Linked DNA regions of Homo sapiens: region 1 is linked to region 2. Evidence: chromatin loops called from intact Hi-C (ENCODE). Cell type or tissue: endothelial cell of umbilical vein. All regions are shown on one strand. Each heading gives the region's core, and the rest is flanking DNA. Links, peaks and the distances in the headings are about the cores only.

What was found. A loop is a pair of places that touch in the nucleus more often than their neighbours do. Peaks named below come from ENCODE experiments on the same cell type or tissue, not always from the same donor. Only the 100,000 strongest peaks of a DNase experiment are listed, where the experiment ranks them.
Region 1: a loop joins it to region 2, with 2.3 times the contacts of the local background. A loop is called at or near these places in 2 of 110 quality-filtered maps.

What each region holds. Positions count from the first base shown.
Region 1 is chr9:76,371,118-76,381,559 of GRCh38, forward strand. No RefSeq gene overlaps it. Among named protein-coding and RNA genes, the nearest start is that of RFK, 18 kb to the right of the region's middle. RefSeq lists a silencer at 6,203-6,463. In endothelial cell of umbilical vein, for the core only: no CTCF peak of the experiment used is centred there; DNase peaks (open chromatin) are centred at 934, 4,254 and 8,614; H3K27ac peaks cover 1,534 bases.
Region 2 is chr9:76,210,351-76,220,792 of GRCh38, forward strand. All of the region lies in intron 20 of PCSK5 (proprotein convertase subtilisin/kexin type 5), which reads left to right. Among named protein-coding and RNA genes, the nearest start is that of RFK, 180 kb to the right of the region's middle. In endothelial cell of umbilical vein, for the core only: no CTCF peak of the experiment used is centred there; DNase peaks (open chromatin) are centred at 4,961 and 6,011; H3K27me3 peaks cover 1,157 bases.

The DNA of each region.
Region 1 (10,442 bases), core at 920-8,919, 160 kb after region 2:
ATCAGCCTGGCCAATATGGTGAAACCCCATGTCTACTAAAAATACGAAAATTAGCTGAATGTGGCAGTGCACGCCTGTATTCCCAGCTACTCAGGAGGCTGAGGCATAAGAATCACTTGAACCTGGGAGGTGGAGGTTACAGAGAGCCAAGATTGCACCACTGCACTCCAGCCTGGGTGACAGAAGGAGACTCCATTTCAAAAAAAGAAAAAAAGGAAAAAAAAAATCAAAGTAAAGGCTGGGCACAGTGTCCCACGCCTGTAATCCCAACACTTTGGGAGGCTGAGGTGGGTGGATCACTTGATGTCAGGAGTTCAAGACCAGCTGGGCCAACATGGTGAAACCCCATGTCTACTAAAAATACAAAACTTAATCAGGCGTGGTGATGCACACCTGTAATCCCAGCTACTTAGGTGGCTGAGGCATAAGAATCTCTTGAACCCAGAAACCAGAGGCTGCAGTGAGCTGAGACCTAACCACTGCATTCCAGGCTGGGCGAGGAAGTGAGACTCTGTCTTAAAAAAAAATACATATATACACACACACATACACACACACACACACACACACACACACATATATATACATATATATATATGTGTGTATATATATATATATATATATATATATATATAAAAGAAAAGACTGGGCACAGTGGCTTACGCCTGTAATCCCAGCACTTTGGGAGGCTGCGGTGGGTGGATCACTCGAGGTCAGGAGTTCAAGACCAGCCTGGCTAACATGGTCAAACCCCATGTCTACTAAAAATACAAAACTTAGCTGAGCATGGTGGTGCATGCCTGTAATCCCAGCTACTTGGGTGGCTGAGGCATAAGAATCACTTGAACCTGGAAAGCGGAGGTTGCAGTGAGCTGAGATCATACTGCTGCATTCCAGCCTAGGCAAGGAAGTGAGACTCTGTCTTAAAAACAAAAAGAGATAAACCTCAGTAGGTGATGCCATGATTAGATTTATCATTCCTATACAGTATTTATGTTTATATAGAGGGCTTGGCATAACAGAAACATCATGAGTTTGGGTGGGAGCCAAAGATTCCTAGGATGGAATTTCAGTTCTGACATTTGCTGATGTGGAATCTTGGGCAAGTTACTAAACTTCTGATTCTCTGTTACATGTGGAAAACTTGCATTCCTGACCTCCCAAGGTTGCTGTGAGGAATGAGATCCCACCATCAATACTCCTGGTATGCAGAAGGGGTTCAATAATTGTTAATTTTCCCTCACCCCTCCCATATCATTTTAGTAGCTGTGTAGCTTGTTAATAATCTTCCTTCTGTGAATCTGTTTTGACAGGATTTGTGAAGCAAGATTACATAAGAGAGAGAAAAGTAGATTTGACTTCTCTATAAACTTAATCTGGAACCAAAGACACACCCACTCAGCTCTTTTTAACAAGACCTTCCTTTTTTCCTCCAAAAAGCAATTACACTCTAATGAGTGGTTTTAAGTAACTAGATCATTAACTGGATTTTCTAACTTGATTTCTCAGCAGACAGAGAAACAAAAGGACTGCTCTTTCAGAAACCCAAAGTGATTTGCTTCTGAACCAGGAGAAAATAAAATACATTCTTGACTCAAGTCATCAAGTTTTGGTTAAAGGGCCAGAAGATCTATAAATACACTGGCCAAGTACTTGACCTCTGGTGAAATGTTTTTATCTCCCCTACAGCTTTTCCCTCTCCATAAAGCAACCATAGCTGCATCCCAGCAGGATAGTCTCTTGATAGAAATCCCATTTATACCTTGATCATCTAAAAGAATGCATGCTTCTACAATGAACCTCTCCTTTCTCTCCAAGTTGTGAAAAACTTGAATGTTCGAGTTTGGCTGCAATGCCACAGGTAATCTTAGGAGTATGCTGAGGACATTGGAAAAGGAGGGAGAACAATGATCCAGTCTTTCTTCTAGGTCAATTTTACTTTGAATGCATGGAGAAAACCCCTTAAGATGCAGGATTTGAAGAGTGCCCTGAGAAAAGAGTTGGAAAAGTGAGCATATCTGCACCACAGAGGTGAAAAGTCATGAAGGCATCCTTCTTTGTCTCATTCTGTCCTCAAATGGCTGTGAGTTAGGGACAAAGTTGCAATAGATTGTGTTCCCGCAGGGAAATTCAGCCAGCCAGTGCCTTGCCAAAAGCAGCAGCAGCCTGGACTTTAGACTTCAGATCAGAACCGTAGTTGTGCAACTGGGGCAGGCAGAGTCAAGAGATTAGGTCAGACAACCAGGTGGAAGCAAATCAGAAACCACAGACTGGGTGTTGCCGGGTTGTCAAAAGGTTGTATTTGGTCTGGATTTGAGAGTCTAGGTCTCAGGCCAACAAGCTTATAAAGGTGGCTTAAACCCTGTTTTCAGTATTGATCTGTTGCTTTAAAAAACAAAAAGGGACACAGAAACCAAATCAAACTGCTAATCAAGAAGTGATGAGTCAAAGGCAGAATCCTTGACAAAGGAGTTCTCAGCTGGACTCTATGATGTATATCCCTGGGCTGTGAGCAACCATGAGGGATCTTTGTGACTGATGCTCTAAGTTGCTCCAAGAACAATGTCTCTCTCTTCCTTGGCTTGTGATTGGAATTTTTATTCCGCATGATCCCTTTGGCTAAACTCCACACTGAGTCCTTTATTGACTTTGTAACTTCCTTTGCAGCACAGCTGTGTAACATCTGGATAATTTTTTGTCCTGTTTTTCTGCTGATTTTCACTTTTAAAGAGATGTTTGCCTATCAAATCAATTTAATCTCCTATAGATGGGTTTCTGATTACCTTAAATAGACTTGTCTCCTGACATTTGTTCGTGAGGGTTAAAGATTATGCACATGAAAGTCTGTCATAAACTATAAGTTGCTACACCAATGTAATTATTTCCTTGTTCACCTGTTATCTGTCCTAGGTAGGCATGCGCCACTTATACTGCAGAAACTGGGAGAAATCAAACAATATTCTCAGACCAACCATCTGGATTTGGCTTCTCAGAAAACGAATGAAGTCAATTGGTAGTGGCAACATAATTTGTGGTGTCCAGTGTAAAAATATTACAAATTTCAAGATGGCAGCAGCAGCACATGGGACCCATATAAGCACCAGGCCCTGGTCAGGCATGGTGGTGCACACCTGTAGTCCCAACATTCTGGGAGGCTGAGGTGGGCGGATCCCTTGAGCTCAGGAGTTCAAGACCAGCCTGGGCAACATGGTGAAATCCCGTCTCTACAAAAACTACAAAAATTAACTGGATGGGATGGTGGGCACCTGTAGCCCCAGCTATTTGTGAGGCTGAGGTGGGAGGATCCTTTGAGCCCAGGAGGTCAAGGCTGCAGTGAGTCGAGATTGTGCCACTGCACTCCAGCCTAGGTGACAAAGTGAGACCCTGTCTCAAAAACTAAAAATAAGCATGAGGCCCTGTGTTGTTGATTGGCCACAGGGCACACCCACAGAGCTGACCCTGATATTCAATATACTCACAGCACTGATCAGCTTGCAAAATGCATCAGCTACTGCATCTACCTCCACCCACAAGTGGATCAAAGAATTTAGATACCAAACTCACCCTGCCTGACCTCCCTGGGCTGTGGTAGCTTTGAGGGGAGGAGAACAGCTCTTTAAGATCTACAAATCATGTAAGCACTGAGGAAGATGGCTTGATATGGAAGGGGAAGAATTTCAGACATGAAAAGCTTAATTAAAAGCAAGCTGGTCTTCAAGTCCAGGATATCTTCATTCCCATTTCAGCTCCACGTGACACTGGCCAACTCATTTGACATAATATATACGGGTATGCATTGTGCGTTATAAACGTGTAAACGCACATGACAATTAAGTGTCAATTTTTACTGTTGCCCTTTCTAATGGTAGTTCTTGGCCCTTTTAGGAGACGCGCCCACATTCTGACCCTGGGCCGCACTAGTGTTGTCACTCTACAGCCTACAGCTCTATACTCTTTCCAAAGCAAGGTTAGGGATGGCTTTATTGTCCCAAATCACAAATCACCCTTTTTTTTTTTCCATTTCTTCTCTGGTTCTTACTCCCTCTGTGCTAAAAAAAACAAAAACAAAAACAAAAACAAAACCACCCTGTCAATTGGTTAATTTCCCATGCAACCTGCTTGGAAGTCTGCAATGCTTTGAACAGCAGGGTGTGGGAGGAAGTGTTGGCCCTACTCACCCTGCCTGACCTCCCTGGGCTGTGACGTCAGAGCTCTGTTTACATAGCTGAGGGACTGGGAATGCTGGAGTGGAGGAAGGAGGTGATGAATGATTCAGGAGGACACACAACATCCCTGCTTTTCTTTCCTGCTGGCTTCTCAGCTGCTCCAAGCAGCAAAGAGAGAAGAAATCGTAAGATTCTGCTCTGTCATTTGGAGCCATCTGTTTCCTTTCTTTTTCCTTCCCTAGAAACTTTTTTCAATAAACAGTATAAAGGAGACACCAGAGGATGTCTACAAGAGCAAATTCATCTTTCTTCAAATGTAGACTTTTGGAAACCTTTGGCATTTACAGAAAAAGTCTCCGATGCTGCTGTTCTTTCCTCCACATCTCAAATGTACTAGAAAAGATGACATGCTTTGGAAGGCCAAGGTGGGCAGATCACCTGAGGTCGGGAGTTTGAGACCAGCCTGACCAACGTGGAGAAACCCCGTCTCTACTAAAAATACAAAAAATTAGGCGGGCGTGGTGGTGTGTGCCTGTAATCCCAGCTACTCGGGAGGCTGAGGCAGGAGAATTGCTTGAACCGGGGAGACGGAGGTTGTGGTGAGCTGAGATCGCACCATTGCACTCCAGCTTGGGCAACAAGAGATAAACTCCATCTCAAAAAAGAAAAGAAAAGAAAAGATGACATGATAAGAGGCTCCCTTATTTACTGCATCTGGCTGAGGTAAAGAGAGCTAATGATTCCTTCCAACAAAATGCACTCAATATATATTTTCTAGAGGCCAGGTGTGGTGGCTCACACCTGTAATCCCAGCACTTTGGGAGACTGAGCTGGGAGGATTGCTTGAGTCCAGGCATTCGAAACCAGCTGAGTAACATAGGGAGATCCCATCTTTACAAAAAAATTAAAAACTAGCTAAGCATGGTGGTGCACACCTGTGGTCCCAGCTACTTGGGAGGCTGAGGTGGGAGGATCGCTTGAGTTCAGGAGTTGGAGGCTGTAGTGAGCTACAATCCCACCACTGCACTCCAGTCTGGGTGACAGAGCAAGACCTTGTCTCTTAAACAAACAAACAAACAAACATCTATTCCCTAGGGACCTACAATATGCCAGGCACCACATGGGGGTGATGAAGATAAAGTCAAATAAATTGGAATTTCTTTTGGAGACTGTATGTTCTTCAAGGTCAGGGATATTATTTTATTCCACTCTGTACCCCTAGCACATAGCAGAATGCCAGCATACAATAGCTACTCCATAAATATTTAAGGAGTATGTATTTGCTCACAGAAATCATTGTCTTGACCTGAACAAAACTGGACTGTGCACATAATTTAGGGAAGAATTTACTGTGTCTTTAAAATCACATTGTTATCTTTGGCCATGATAAAAAAAAATCTCCAGCACCACAAAAACAATTGGCATTTGTGAAGCACATACTGTTTTTTAGGTACCATTAGAAGCACTTTGCATGGATCAGATAGTTTCATCCTTTTAATCATCCTAACAACCCTATGAGGTAGGCACTATTGTTATCCGGGTTTTATGGATAAGACACTAAACCACAAAGAGGTAAAATAACTTGCCTGGCTCCAGAGGCCTTGATCTTGATCTCCCGTATTGCAGCTGCCTAATCCCTCCAAAACCAAGCACAGGGAGAACAAATTAAAACAGGAACTTTTCACTTTTTTGGACCACATTCACAGTAAAAAATAAAATTTACACCAACACTTATTTATAAAACTGAAGCAAAAGTTTCAGGAAACAATATTTATCCAACCAATATATTTTCCAATGCTTTCTAGTTTATTATTATTTTTTAAAAGATGACCAAAATCCACTAATTTGATCTCACAGTATATAGTTTGAGAAACTCTAGATTAGGGAAGAGAACCCAACCCTACGTGGCTGACTCTCAGCTTGCTGTGATGAAAACATATTCTCTTTCTGAACTTTCCCTTTTGGGGCAATTCAATTGCAATGTCTGTAGTATGCCCAATGCCTCCTTTAGCAGACTGCCTCCAAGAAGCATTTCAGACCCTGAGCTTCTGGAAGTCTTTCATCTGTCCCTCTTCTGGGTCACTTTACCTCTCCAGGCTGCCATCTTGAATGGAATCTTCTGCAAATATGACTCCAGTCATATCTGCAGACCTGGTCCATGGGAAGCATGCATCTTTGTCCACCCTCAACCCCCTACAGAGAGGATGAAAGTGCTGCCTTCTCTCTTCCTGCTGTGTTCTCTTGCCAATCCAGCCACAACTTCTCATACAATTCTTATGTCCCACCTCCTAAGCTAGGGGGACACAAGTCAAGCTCCCTGATTGATACTTAAAGGGGATATAGGCGGAGCACACTGATATCTCCAAAGGAATTCTTCCCCCCTCCCCTCTTCAACTCCACTCCCTTATAAATTGAAATTAGTTATGGGCAGAAAGGGTTTCACAATCTTTTAGCATGACCTGGATTTTCTAGGACTTGGAATGTGTATCAATTTGCATCTATCACGAAGATTTTACCCTGGGCAGCCTCTTCCAAAAGTATGAAGAAATGAAGGGCTCCTTATTTGCATCATCTTACAGATGGGTAGGCATAAGTGGAGGGAATGGGAAGAAATGAGCCAAGGCTTGGAATCTGGATAAGCAATCAGAGTTTGGGGATTACTAGGGAACATGAGCTTGCTATGGAGAGTCCAGGTGTGGTAAAACTCTACAGGGAACAAAAGATAGCTATGAGTCAAAGGAATAACAACAGGTAGGCCAAGAAGCTTGCCAGGGGCTTAGATTTAAGCTTATTCTCTCCTGACATTAGTTGACTATTCTGGTCCAGTCTGTGTTCTGGATCCTTGTTACATCCCAATTCCTCCAGGCTCAGAGACTTTGTTCCTGTCCACAGTGTATCAAGTTGATTAGGGCTTATGTGTCTATGAAGTTTCTGCCTTTTTGCTGCCTCTGCTAAAAGGTTGATCTCCAACTTTGCTAACTTTATCCTGGTGCCTGAAACAATCCAGCTAGCAGCGGCAAGAGCCAAGCAAAGGATGAACTGACATGTCCTACAGAAGCTGTACTGGTGGGCCTGCAGATCGTCCTCACTTACCCTCCAGCATCCACAGCTCACAGGGACCCGAGTCCCAGATGTTCACAACTCCAGGGCATGGCAGCTAAGCCTGATTCTACTAAGATTATGTCCCTCTGAATCTAAGCTGAAGACTAAGATTTGACGCTTAGCTCTGAGGTATATTGGCTACACCGTTTGAGTTGGTCTCAGTTTATCTTTGACTTTCAGTTTCTTCTGAAGTGCAGTAACAGTGACATCTAGCTAGATGGTTCAGATGTATTGTGATGAACAATGAAGTGATATAAAGAAAAGCACGTTGAAATTCTTGCTGCTACAACTGCTGAAATTTACCAGTTCAGTAGATGAAATGGAGAAAATATACTCTCTCACCTGTTGAATCTCTACAGTGAAACATGGGGACCTAATTTTTTTTTCTGGTTTTCTTTTTTTTCTTTTTCTTTTTTGAGACAGAGTCATACTCTGTCACCCAGTCTGCAGTCTGGAATGCAATGATGCAATTATGGCTCATTGCAGCCTCTACCTCCTAGACTGAAGCTATCCTCCCACCTCAGCCTCTGGAGTAGCTGGGACCACAGGCACACACCGCCACACCCAGCTAATTTTTGTATTTTTTGTGGAGACAGGGCTTCACCATGTTGCCCAGGCTGTCCTTGAACTCCAGGATCAAGTGATCCTCCCACCTCTGCCTCCCAAAATGCTGGGACTATAGGCGAGAACCACCATGCTGGCCTCATTTTTCTTTTTTAAAAATTTTTTTTCTTTTGAATGTTCAATGTGCATCCAGTTATCTCTGCTTATCTTTTAAAATGTTACAAAGAACGAGGTATCTTCAATGTAGTTAAGCTGTTGCAATAACAAAGCAAGACTGTCTAAAAAGGAAAACTGTCTAAAAAGGAAGAAAATAAACTTTCCAAAAGAGCAAAGAATCCAAGGTAACATTGCCTTCCATCTTCTAAAATTTCAAAAACATACTCAAACCAAGTCCACAGAAAATAGTAGAGAACCGAATAAATCAGCTGGTCAGATGAAGGGCCAGGGGAAAAGTCTGGTTTTGAAATATGCTGGGAAGCTCAGAATCTTAAGTTTTGTTGATTTCAGGAGATAAAATGTAAAATAAAACAAAAACTTCATTTGACAGAAATTCTGTACTAGATGAGGAGCCATTAATAAATTTGAAATATCCTCAAATCAGTAAGCAAAACAACTCCCTGGGCAACCCCAGAAAATATTTTGAAGGCTCAGAAAGACCTAAAGGGCCTCTGAAATGAGCCTGAAATTCCCATGACTGACTTGTGGTTAGCAGCTGGTATATGTTTACTTGGAGCCAAGCAGAACACACACCTGGGAATCCGCTCAGTGCCCTAGAGGTGGTGACTCCTAGGATTGACATGGACTGCTTCCAGAAAAGTGCTTGAGGCGCTGCCTATTATGTGTATGTTGTTGATGTGAAAATAGAGAATGTGAACCATGAGGGAGGAGGAAGGAAGTGTAAATAATCAAACCAAGCAGAAGTTACCTAGTACTTCTTAGCATTGGAGGCCTTTTTACGCAATGAAGTCTTCTAAGGAACCCATATATAAAACAATTAGTGTGACCTGAGTCCATGGGTGAGAATAAGTAAATGAATAAAAATAAAACAATTGAGAGTGCTGCACAAGCCAGGCGCAATGATCCAGGCCTGTGATTTCAGCTCCTTGGGAGACTGAGGCAGGAGGATCACTTGATGCCAGGAATTTGAGGCTGCAATGAGCCATGATCATGTCACTGCACTCCAGCCTGGGTGTCAGAGGAAGACCCTGACTCTTAAAAAACAACAACAACAAAAAGTGCTGAGCACAGTGGCACGTACGTGTAGTCCCAGCTACTGGGAAGGCTAAGGCGCGAGGATCCCTTGAGCCCAGGAGTTCTAGGCTGCAGTGAGCTATGATCACGCCACTGCACACCAGTATGGGCAACAGAGCGAGATCCCATCTCTAAACAAATTTAAAACAAACGAACAAATGAAAAATATTGCTGTCTTAAGGTTGGGAAGGGGCAGAGACCCCTTTGCTTGCTCATCACCAAGACACTTCTGTGAGGCCCCAGGGCTCTTTGGAGAACGTTTTGAAAATCACGGTTCTAAGTAATTATAGTTACTGTGACTGAACTAATTTAGCCCTAAGCTTCCTACAATCAAGATAGAGATACACTATGGACTGCATTTCTCCGCTTCAGATTAAAAAAAAAAAGTTTAGTCAGAATGTAGTTATATTTTCAGGTAAAATGCTCAATACATTTTCAGATGAAGCTGCTCAAAATTAAAGCAGTGAGTCCAAGTGTTAATCTGAAAAAAAAAGTACAATTTACTATCTCCTGTTTCCAGACTTATAGACCCTCATAGTTGCATTGTCTAATACAGTGGCCACTAGACACATGTGGCATTTACAGTATTTATTGATGAAGTGCTCTATAAGTATTTATTGATGCAAGTAAAGAAATGCTCTATAGAGTATGTGTGTGGGTTTTTTTCCACATTAATAGTTGGGCTCATTAAATTTAGAAGTACTTTACCTAAAAAGATGTCTAAAAACCTAATGAAAACATACTGGGCATGAAATTTGCAAATACAATATCCTGTTTAAAAATAAGTTGGCCGTGCACGGTGGTTTACGCCTGTAATCCCAACACTTTTGGAGGCCGAGGCAGGTGGATCCCCTGAGGTCGGGAGTTTGAGACCAGCCTGGCTAACATGGTGAAACCCCGTCTCTACTACAAATACAAAAATTAGACAGGTGTGGTGGCAGGTGCCTGTAATCCCATCTATTCAGGAAGCTGAGGCAGAAGAATTGCTTGAACCCGGGAGGCAGAGGTTGCAGTGAGCCGAGATTGCGCCATTGCATTCCAGCCTGGGCAACACAGCGAGACTCCGTCTTAAAAAAAAAAAAAAGTTCACCCTGGTTGCTAAGAGAGTAGATTTTAAGTGTTCTGCCCACAAATAAATGAGGTTAAAAAAGCATTCGATCTTTTGCTACTAAGTAAAAGAATATACAATATGGAAGATGTAAAGAAAAAAGTTCATCCCATGTTTCCCAACTTTCTGAACACTCTAGAAATACATAATTAACTTTTTTTTTTTTTGAGACTCTGTCACCTAGGCTGGAGTGCAGTAGCACAATCTTGACTCACTGCAACCTCCACCTCCCAGATTCAAGCGATTCTCAT
Region 2 (10,442 bases), core at 1,632-9,631:
TCTCTGTCATTGGTTGAGGACAACTCCCGGGGGTCAGTTCGCTCCCTCTTCTGGCCTGCCATGTGTGCCTGACAGAGCACAGGCCTCAAGGAAGTACAAAGCAACACTCTCCCCTGTAAGTTTGTTTCTGCATATGGATGTGATGAGGCCAAATGGTGTGTGCAGGGCACCAAAAGAGTCTGCTACAGTTTGTAAGGTGAGCAATAGAGGATGAGGGTAAAATTGAAGCAAGGGCCAAATTTTTAAGGCTCTTGTATGTCATTCCTTCGAGCTTTATTCTGTATTGAGGGAGCAGCGTTGCAAGATTTTAGGTAGGAGAGTGGTCTGATAAGGTTTGAATTTCAGAGAGAACATTCTGGCTACAGAATGAATGACAGAATTGGCGTGGGGGGTGGAGAATATCGAGTCCAGGAGACCAATTAGGAAGATAAATCCACCATATGGTATAGAAATGATTGAGCTAAAAGACATGGGCTGGTGCTGGAGATGGGGATGAGCAGATGGAATGGAGAGCTGTTCAGGAGATAGAACAGACTGAAATTGTGAGGGATTAGATGTGAGGAGGGATCGGGGATGACTCCCTGGCGCAGGCTCCCCTGATTGGATGATGGTGGCACTCACCTAGATTGGAAGCACAGGAGGGGTATCAGTGCTGGGCTAAAGTGGTAAGGCTTGTTGAACATGGTAATTTGGAGATACCTGTAAAGTATCCAGGTGGAGAATCCAGTGGGCAATAGATGCAGGATTATTGAACTCAGGAGAAAGATCTGGACTGAGAAGAATTGTTTAGAAACCACTACTTTATGGAAGAGATTTAAGGGCAGAGAAGCAGAAGAAATTCCAGGATACATAACTGAAAGTTTGCCATGTGGGATGAGTTAATTGAATGTTACTATCAACATCCATTCGTATGAAGTCCTTTGCTAAGCTAGAGATGACCTGGCACCTATCATCCCTGGGTATTGCTTTGCCTTTATTTCTCTCTGCATCTTTCTAAAATTATTATTTCTTTCCCTCAGCCTAGCTGGATTTGGAGAGGGAACAAGACAAATTGTGTGATTTGGGGCAAGCTGTAGAAACTCTAATTATTAGCTTCTTCATCTGTAAAATGGGGCTCCCATAAGTGGAGACTGGTTTGTCTGATAGTCAATTGAAGAAACTTTCTTGAGAGGCTTTCCAAAGCTTTCTCCCTCTCCTGACCTCAAAAGATCTTAAGTCTGGGCATGGTGGCTCACACCTGTAATCCCAGCACTTGGGGAGGCTGAGGTGGGAGGATCACTGGAGGCCAAAAAGTTCAAGACTAACATCGACAACATAGGGAAATGCTATGTCTACAAAAATAAAACAATTAGTCAGGCATGGCGGTGCACGCCTGTGGTCCCAGCTACTCAGGAGGCTGAGGCTAGATGAGTGCTTAAGCCTGGGAGCTTGAGGCTGCAGTAAGCTGTGATTGTGCCTTTGCACTCCAGCCTGGGTGAGAGAATGAGACCGTGTCTCAAAAAAAAAATCAAAGTCATGCTCTTGCCCTACAAGGCACTTAGGTGGGTTGATACAAAATGCTCCTCACTGCACCCGCCATGAGCATTCACCCCCAGCAAGCACTGCACCTTTTACCTGCTAATGCTGGTTCATCTTTTACCTAGCACTTCATAATTGATTAAATAGCAGCTACGCTTGGGACCATTCTAAATGGTCCCAGCCACTGAGACCACTGTGAGAAAAGCCCTTTGTAACTACTTACCTTCTCTTCGTGTGAGTTTTATGCCAAGTATCTACGGATGTGCAACTCTTCCGCCAGACAGTTCTGCTGGCCAAGGACAGGATGGCCCCTCTGAAGGAATGTGTAGGTGATGACATTTCTTTCATCATTTTGGTACCTAAACATGACACTCTATCTGGCAACAATGAAAGGCACTCCTGATTGCTTATGGCATGGCTGTAGGGGGAAGGGGCTGTGAGCGTCTGCACTATATTTTGCTCCATCAACTCTTGTTATATGGGTTGATATAGCAGGAGAGATAACAAGAGTTGTGTGTCTTGTTGATATCACAAGAGTTGTGTGTTAGAGAAAGAACACAGCCATCCAGCATTGAGCAGGCTGAAAATACTGCCACTGACAAAATACTGCCATTGACAAAGTACTGCCTGTGGCATGTGGTTAAACGCACAGTGCTACGCCAGGAGTTGCTTAGTTTCAATACATCTGCTAGATCATTCCAACCAGCTTTCCTATATTCCCAGGCTCTGGCAATGCTACCACCATTTTCTTAACTCACTCAAGTTTAAGTCCATCAACTCGACTCCTTTTTCTCCACTCATTTCCTATATGCAGGTTGTCATCATTTATCAGTCATAATGACATTTATTCACCATTTGTTATATTCCAGACAAACCCTGTGCTAAGTGCCTTTAAATACTTTATCAAATTTAGTCATTACAACAACTTTCTGAGGTAGGGTTATTTTTATATTTTTTTGCACCTATGGAAACGAGGGTTAGAAAAGTTAAGTAGCAAGCCTAAAACACCACACAGCTAGAAAGTGGCAGAGCTGGAATATGGATCTGGCTTTCCCAGCTACTTATGTACCATAGTCCCTCCTGCAGAGCATTAAGGATCTTATCTGCCCCTCCTATATGTGACACTTTGAAGTTTCCAAAGCATTGTCACAAAGCTATCATTTGATCCTCCAAGTGGAGCAGAGAACTAGGCAGGACATGTATCATTGTCATTTCCACAGAAGTGACTAAGCCCCACGGGGTTTCACCGACCTACTCAAAACCATGCGTCCATGCCTTGGACTCAGATCTTCTCTCTTTTCATTATTCCCATAAATATCATTCTTTTTGTTCAGAGAAGCTGATTCTTCTGTAATGACCCATGTATAAAATTTCATGGGAGGCCAGATTTAGCCTACTACAAAGATATTTCAGATAGTTGAAGTTTTCCAAAAATGGAAGAGGAGGTAGTGAGTTCTTCTTCCTTTTCGGTATTCATTCAAACACTGAGCAGTCACTGGCTGGGCTAGAAAATCATTGAGGGAATTCAACCCATTCCCTGGGGACAGGGTAAATAAAGGCAGCTAGAGTAGATGAGCTCTAAAAGCCATCTGTCCCTGAGATCTGATGGCTCAATTTTCTGGGGACCACTCTGTCCTCACCATTTTGGTTGTAGTGGTTCCACTCCCTCACCCTGGCTTACTGCAGCCATCTCCTGGTTGATTTTCTGGACGCTGTCTTTCAATTCATTTAGTCTCCCTTGACCAGGGTGATCTTCACCAAAGTTGTGCCCAGCATAGACTTTATCTCTTTCTAAATCTTCAGTGACTCCCTTTGACCAGCTGTACCCACTTGATACCCCTCTAACTGATGTTCCGTTATCTGTCTACATCCTCCATCCAAGGTCATTTTTCATTTCTCTCGAACTCAGTTTCTACTTCAGTCAACCCAATCATTTGCCTGCTCCCAGAGACATCAGACTTATTCTACCTTCAACCCTTTGCTTTCCTTGTCTCTCTCTGAAACATTCTCCACTTTCCCTCCTGCCCACTTAACCACATCCTCCATTCTTTCATGCCCAAGGCAATCTGATTTGCAGTTCAACAAACAAAAAAATGGAATGAATTCCTCACACTTAGGAACAATCTTCCACTCATACAGTGAGGCCACGGAGACCCCAGAATAAGCAAGAGATGGCCCTGTCCTCGGGGAAGAGTATAATCAGAACCAGCTGCTCTGGACAAGACTTAGATTTGAACACTTGATTCTACATTGGCTAGTTTTCTTGATAGTTGATGTGAGCTGATTCTATCCCACAAAGGGTAGAAAGTGAGCCTTCTTCCAACACTCCACGCCCCATGCAAGAAAATGGTAGGCAAGCAAATAGTTCCAGATTACATGATTGAGGAGTCTAGGATTGCATGTTTGACTTTTTCCCCACATTCACTCACACACACACACGTGCACACACACACACATATGTGTGTGTGCACGCAGCCCACCAGTGATTTGAATTTCTAGGATATTGGAAGGGGGGTGCCATTTAAACATGAAATCTCATCTCTACTACTTTCTTGAAAAAGGGTATGTATAGCAAAACTCTGGTTAAAAGAGGAGAGTTTGGAGTCTGACTTCTTGGTTTAAGTCCCAGCTCTGGCAACAGCTAGGTGACCTTAACAGACCACTAATGTCTCATTGCCTCAACTTTCTCAACAACAACAACAAAAAGCAGGCCTTGGGGATGATTTAAAAAACAAGCAGTATACAATGCCTTTCTCCCAACAGGGTCAAGTTATTGTAAGGATCAAGTAAGTTAGTATTTGTGGAGCACTCCGAACAATTCCTAGCATATGGTAATCATGAAATAAGTGTTAGCTGTTCTTATTATTACTAATTCAGTGACCTTGGACAGACTGCTTACATTTCCTGAGCCTTGGTTTCCTCATCTGTAAGAGGAGAGCAATGCTCACCTCCATAAACTGGCTCTGAGAATTAAGTGTGAAAATATTGAGAAAGCTTTTCTAGAAAAGCTTCCCTTATCTTTGACCCAATGCCTGGACTTACGCTCCCCAAACAATACAACTACAACTTTCTCCTCTCCCTACTTCTTTAGCCATTTTGCAAGTCTATCATTCATGCTACTGTTGTAAGCTGGTTGTTTTTATTCCATAGAAAATGTTGGCCTCTGACAAATTCATCTTTAGAAAATTATAACCTAAATGACACTAGACAATTGCATAAGCCAAAGACTGTTCAAGTTCCCCAAGCCCACAGGCAGCTTTTCCACAGCCCATCCCTGCCCATTTTGGCAAACTGTGAACAGCAGAGAGAGGAATTGGCCTTCCCCAGGAAAATTTGGGGCCCCAGGCACATCATACCATGTAAAATCTGGTTAAGATAAATATCAAGAGCAGCCTTGAAAGCAAAAAGAAGTCACAGCAGGTCAGACAGCAGCCAGAGGGAGTTTGGGAAGGGGAGGAGGGCCTGAGTCACCAGCTCTGCCTGAGATGATCACTAGAATCGAGTTTCCAGGGAAAGGCAGGCTTCCTGAGCTGTGGATGCTAAGCCTGCCTGGTAGCTGCAGACCTAAGCCATGGGCTGGGCTAGGCTTTGAAGGCCCAGGACCCCCGATATGGGGCCCAGACTTGTTTCACTGGTTGCTTGTTCCCTAGAGATGCTGCTAAAGAGGCCACCAAGGGGAAAGTTACTTAACTAATTCAGGAAGGTGTGGTGGCCTCCAAGGGAGACGCTGAGGGCCTGCTTGGGGTGGGCTTGATAATAATGGAGAGTGGAGGCCAGGTGTGGTGGCTCATGCCTGTAATCCCAGCACTTTGGGAGACCAAGGCAGGCAGGCGATCCTTCTCTGTAAGGATCACCTGGGGTCAGGAGTGCAAGACCACCTGATTAACATGGTGAAACCCAGTCTCTACCAAAAATACAAAAATTAGCTGAGTGTGGTAGCACACACCTGTAGTCCCAGCTACTCAGAGGCTGAGGCAGGAGAATTGCTTGAACCTGGGAAGCAGAGGTTGCAGTAAGCCAAGATCACACCACTGCACTCCAGCCTGGGTGACAAAGCATGATTCTGTCTAAAAAAATTAAAAATTAAAACAAAAAAAAATGGGGACTGGAGTCAGACTCCAAGGGGGAGAGTTTGAAGGCACTGCAATCGGCTCTTCTACCAGAGGGACTGAATTGTTCTAGAGGCCACATAGACTTTCTAGAGCTACAATGTTTCTAGCAAAGTCAGAGGTTTTTTGCAAGCTCCTCCTCTGTCCTCTACATGACTCCGCAGGACTTCTCTGTAGGACTAGGCTGAGAAGGCAAGTTCTCAGGTCCATATGGTGGAGGGAGACAGAGGCTACAATGCCACTGGTGGAACCCGGCGCTCTACAGCATAGATGGGGTAGAGAGAAGCATGTAGAGCCTTGAAAGGAGATATCAAGGCATTCAGGAAAGGAAAAAAGAGCAAGAATGCATTGAGTCATACCACTCTGAAATGTTTTGATGAGTCAAGCATCCTCTCATGATGTTATTAATGTCAAAGAAACAATTCCTTGGGTTTATATTGAGGTTGCACAAGTTAGCTCACAACCAATTCCTGACCACTGTGCTAAGAGCTGGGTGAAGATCAGTGAGTGTCACAAACAATATTATATTACTCTCAAGAGCTTCCTCCATAAGGCAACAAGAAGGATAATATTAAGCAATAGAGGAAGAGCTGACCTGCCTTTCTGTCCAATATTGGTTTAAGATGCCCACAATTTTTTAGGAAGTGAATTGTTCTAGAACTGTAGATTTAGTATTGGGGGTCAAAGGGAAGGGGGCTGCCATTTCCTGAATAGAACTTTGGTGCCAAATAGAACCATGCCTGGTTGACTTCTTAAAAGTAATACAATGGTTAATACAATTGGAGTCTGTTTTCTTAAGGGGTCCCTGAAGAGTTGTGGAGAAGAAATCCTTTTGAAATATTTTGTGTATACTTACTACGCATTTCTTTTTTTGTTTGTTTTTGAGATGGCGTCTCGCTGTCACCCAGGCTGGAGTGCAATGGTGCAATTTTGGCTCACTGCAACCTCCATCTCCCGGGTTCAAGCAATTCGACTGCCTCAGCCTCCCAAGTAGCTGGGACTACAGGCATGCGCCACCACTCCTGGCTAATTTTTTGTATTTAGTAGAGATGGAGTTTCACCATGTTGGCCAGGCTGGTCTCAGATCCACCTGCCTCAGCCTCCCAAAGTGCTGGGGTTACAGGCGTGAGCCACCACCATTACTATTACCCAGCCATTACTATGCACTTCTAAATCAACCACAGTATGAGAAGGAATAATATTACCTGATATTAGGCAGGAGACAAACAGGAACTAGCAAAGTTTGGAGCAATTGAACTCATTTTATAAAGCTGAAGAGAGATTAAGTACATTATTCAAAGCCACCAGACAATAAGAAGTGAGTTGAGCGTTGAGTGTTTCTAAAGGTCTCTCTGGTGTTTGCTCTCTGGTGTTGCTTATCTGAGGGACCCAGTTTTACTCACTGGAGTAGCAACAGCTGAAAATTATTGAGTGCTTACTAGTGTGCCAGTATGTTTCAAAGCACATTTCATGTGTTAACTAATTTAATCCATCTGGCCATTTTCTTAGCTGTGATTATCACCATTTTACAGATGAGCTGACTGAGGCTCAGAGAGGTTATGGAACTTGCCCAAGGTTACACATGTAGCCAAGACAGGGCTGAGGTTCACATCTAGGACACCTGGTTCCAGATATAGGCACTTCAGTTCCCCACCTCTTGGGGGAAGGCATGCTTCCAAGTGGGGAGAAGATAGCTCATCGTCATCCGAGCACACAGTGGGAATGAGAGGAATCTCAAAAAGGAGAAAGAGCCATCCTCTCTACTGTGGAACCAGTGAGGTTCTAGTCCTGGATTCCACACTCTGGACAGCCTAAAGCTCTGATAGGATGCAAACCACGGGGAAGGACGTTAGTAGGCAAGGAAACACCTGAGCTCTCTGACACCTGGATTTGGAAGCCTCCTGCCCCTCCACACCACATTCCCCACCCCCATCCATACAAACGCCGCTGCCCTCACTTTCATTCTCATCTGTTTATGTGCTCCACCTCAATGAGGTGGGAAGGACTGTACAATGTGTCCTGATACCTGCCAAGTAGGGGAGCCCCCACCCACTCAGTGAAGAAGCAGGTACAGCCCAAGTGCAGTGAGCAGTCCATAGGGGGACCAAGGATCCCAAGTTCTGAACCTGACTTGATGAAACTCTGCTGGGGAAAAGCCCCATCTGATGGAGATTCACCTATTTCTGACCGACTTTGACCTCAGCAGCCTAAGAAGGGCACAGCCATGGCTCTGGAATTTTCCACAGCACAGTGCAGGAAAAGCTGGCTTTGTTTGGTATAGGGAGGCTGTCTCCAGGCGATGCTAATAATAAAAAAAAGAACGTGTGTAGGTTGCATCTGAAGCCCAATTGCTTTGCAAGGTCATTGTGCTTGGTCTGGAGGGTCATTAATTTTAGCTGCCTCATTGCCACCCACATATGCAACCAATACATTCCTCAGGGGCAGGAGAAAAAGCACAATTTGGGATCCAGTCTGACCAGGGTTTAGATGATGTTCACACAGGATTAACATTCTGGTGCTTAAATTCCTTGATCAAATGGAGCTGAGACCCCTAACTACCCTACATTATTATCTAATATTTAATGAGATAACACAATTAAAGAAACAGAATCATAACTAACCTCTGTCATCCATTCTTCTGGTGCTGTAGGTCTGTTTTCTCATTTGATCCCCACCACATCCTATGAGAGAGAGAGAGAGTATTATCCACATTTACAGAAGAGGAATGTCCGGGAAATATGTGATTTGATTAATTTCACACAGCTGGAGAAGGAAGGGACCCAAAAATGTAACCCAGGACGGGATGACTCCAAAATGTGTGTCCTTACCCAATGTAGTGCTTCTTACGATGCTGACCCGCAGTAGGCACGGAGCAAACCTTGATTCCTGTCTTTATTTCCACACTTCGTCTTTTTGAAAGCACAATTTGGTCACTCCCAATAAATCATTGGGCAGCCCAACGAATCAAATGCTTCTTCAGTCACCAAGGGACAGAGGCATCCTGGGTGCCGCATTCCATACAGACCTGTCACTGGGCAAACCTGCGGATCTCTTAGACAGTGTTAATGAGAACCGGTGAAAGACTAAACTGTCCGTTACAAAGCTGCGACCAGCTATCATGCAGCTAGAGCCCCAGGCCTTGGTATGCAGCTCCTCCTCTCTCCAGGGGCTTCTCTTTTCTCTTAATTAGAGATTTGGCTAAAATGTTTGAGCACTTGAAGTCAGGGCGTAAAGAAATAGGAAAGGAGTGTGGGAGATGAATGATGAGCCAGCACTTTCTATGTGTTGATGCAGAGAAAGAGAAAGAGGGTAATTTGAGGATGTTCCTTCCCATGGGGCAATGGAGCAGAGAAAGCCACACTGCAGCGGTATTTTCAAGGGGTTTAAAAGCAAGTTATGAAAGCCATGAGGGAGGTTCATTGGGTTGCTAAAAAAACGAAAGAGGATGATAACAAGTCTCATCCATGTGTCGGTGTTTCAGGAATTAAAAGCTGTAACAAGGAACATTTGGGTGGTATTAAGCTCTGTGGGGAGGACTTGGGGCTTTAACTCTCAGTGCACTAGCACCTCTATGTAGTTCAGAACCTCAGGAAGGCTCTGTGGGCCACGCTCCTGAAAATTTCACCTGCCATCTTCATCACTCCAAAGAGAAAGGAAATGGCACATCCCTTAAGGCCTGGCAGTGTCGTGCTCACTCATGGGAAGCGCTCTCAGCAGCGGCTTCCCCTCTCCTGCTGCGGGCTTGCATCTCATGTGGAGAGAGGCCCCCTTTCTCCCGGCCCTCAGCCCTTTCAAGTCATTCACTTTCTCAGTAAGCGTCTCCCAAGGGTGACTTGCATCAGGTTGTCGGCGCTGCTTTCTGAAAGATAAATAAGTTATTCTGTCAAATTATGCTCACTTATTTCTGTCAACATGTATTAAAACTTAGATATCGCCTCACCGTGAATGCATCAGACACTGTACTGTTCTCACCACTAGGGTGGGCCCTCTGCAGCCACAAATAGAGGAGACAGTTGGGGATAAAATCATAACTGATGAATAGAGAGACTGAGTGCACTAGCAAACCTGTAGAAATTCTAGGCTCACAGGAATAGCAAAAGACAGCCCACTAAATAAAGAGACTGTCAAGAAGCATTTCACACCTAACATGAGCAATAAATGGATTCCCATCCACCAACAACGTTTTTCATGATTTTCCTCATCCACAGGTTCAATGAGAAGCTTTGTAAATTTATTTTGTTTAACTGCAGACAATAATCACTCTCAGGGCTGGGCATGGTGGCTCATGCCTGTAATACCAGCACTTTGGGAGGCTGAGGCGGGCGGATCACCTGAGGTCAGGAGTTCAAGACCAGCCTGGCCAACATGGTGAAACCCTGTCTCTACTAAAAATACAAAAATCAGCTGGGCGTGGTGGTGGGCGCCTGTAGTCCCAGCTACTCGGAAGGCTGAGGAAGGAGAATGGCTTGAACATGGGAGGCAGAGGTTGCAGTGAGCTGAAAATGCGCCACAGCACTCCAGCCTGGGCGACCGAGCAAGACTCTGTCTCAAAAAAAAAAAAAAAAAAAAATCACACTCAGGTCTTTTACCTCCATCCCACCCCCAAACCCCACCCTTTGGGTCTGGTCTTACAACCAGCTGTTTAGAAACTTAAAAAAAAAAAATTGACACATAAAAATTGTGTGCATTTATGGTGTACAGCAAAATGTTTTGAAATATGTATACATTATGGAATGGCTAAATTAAGTTAATATATGCATTACCTCACATACTTATTTTTTGTGCATGATGAGAACACTTAAAATCTACTCTTAG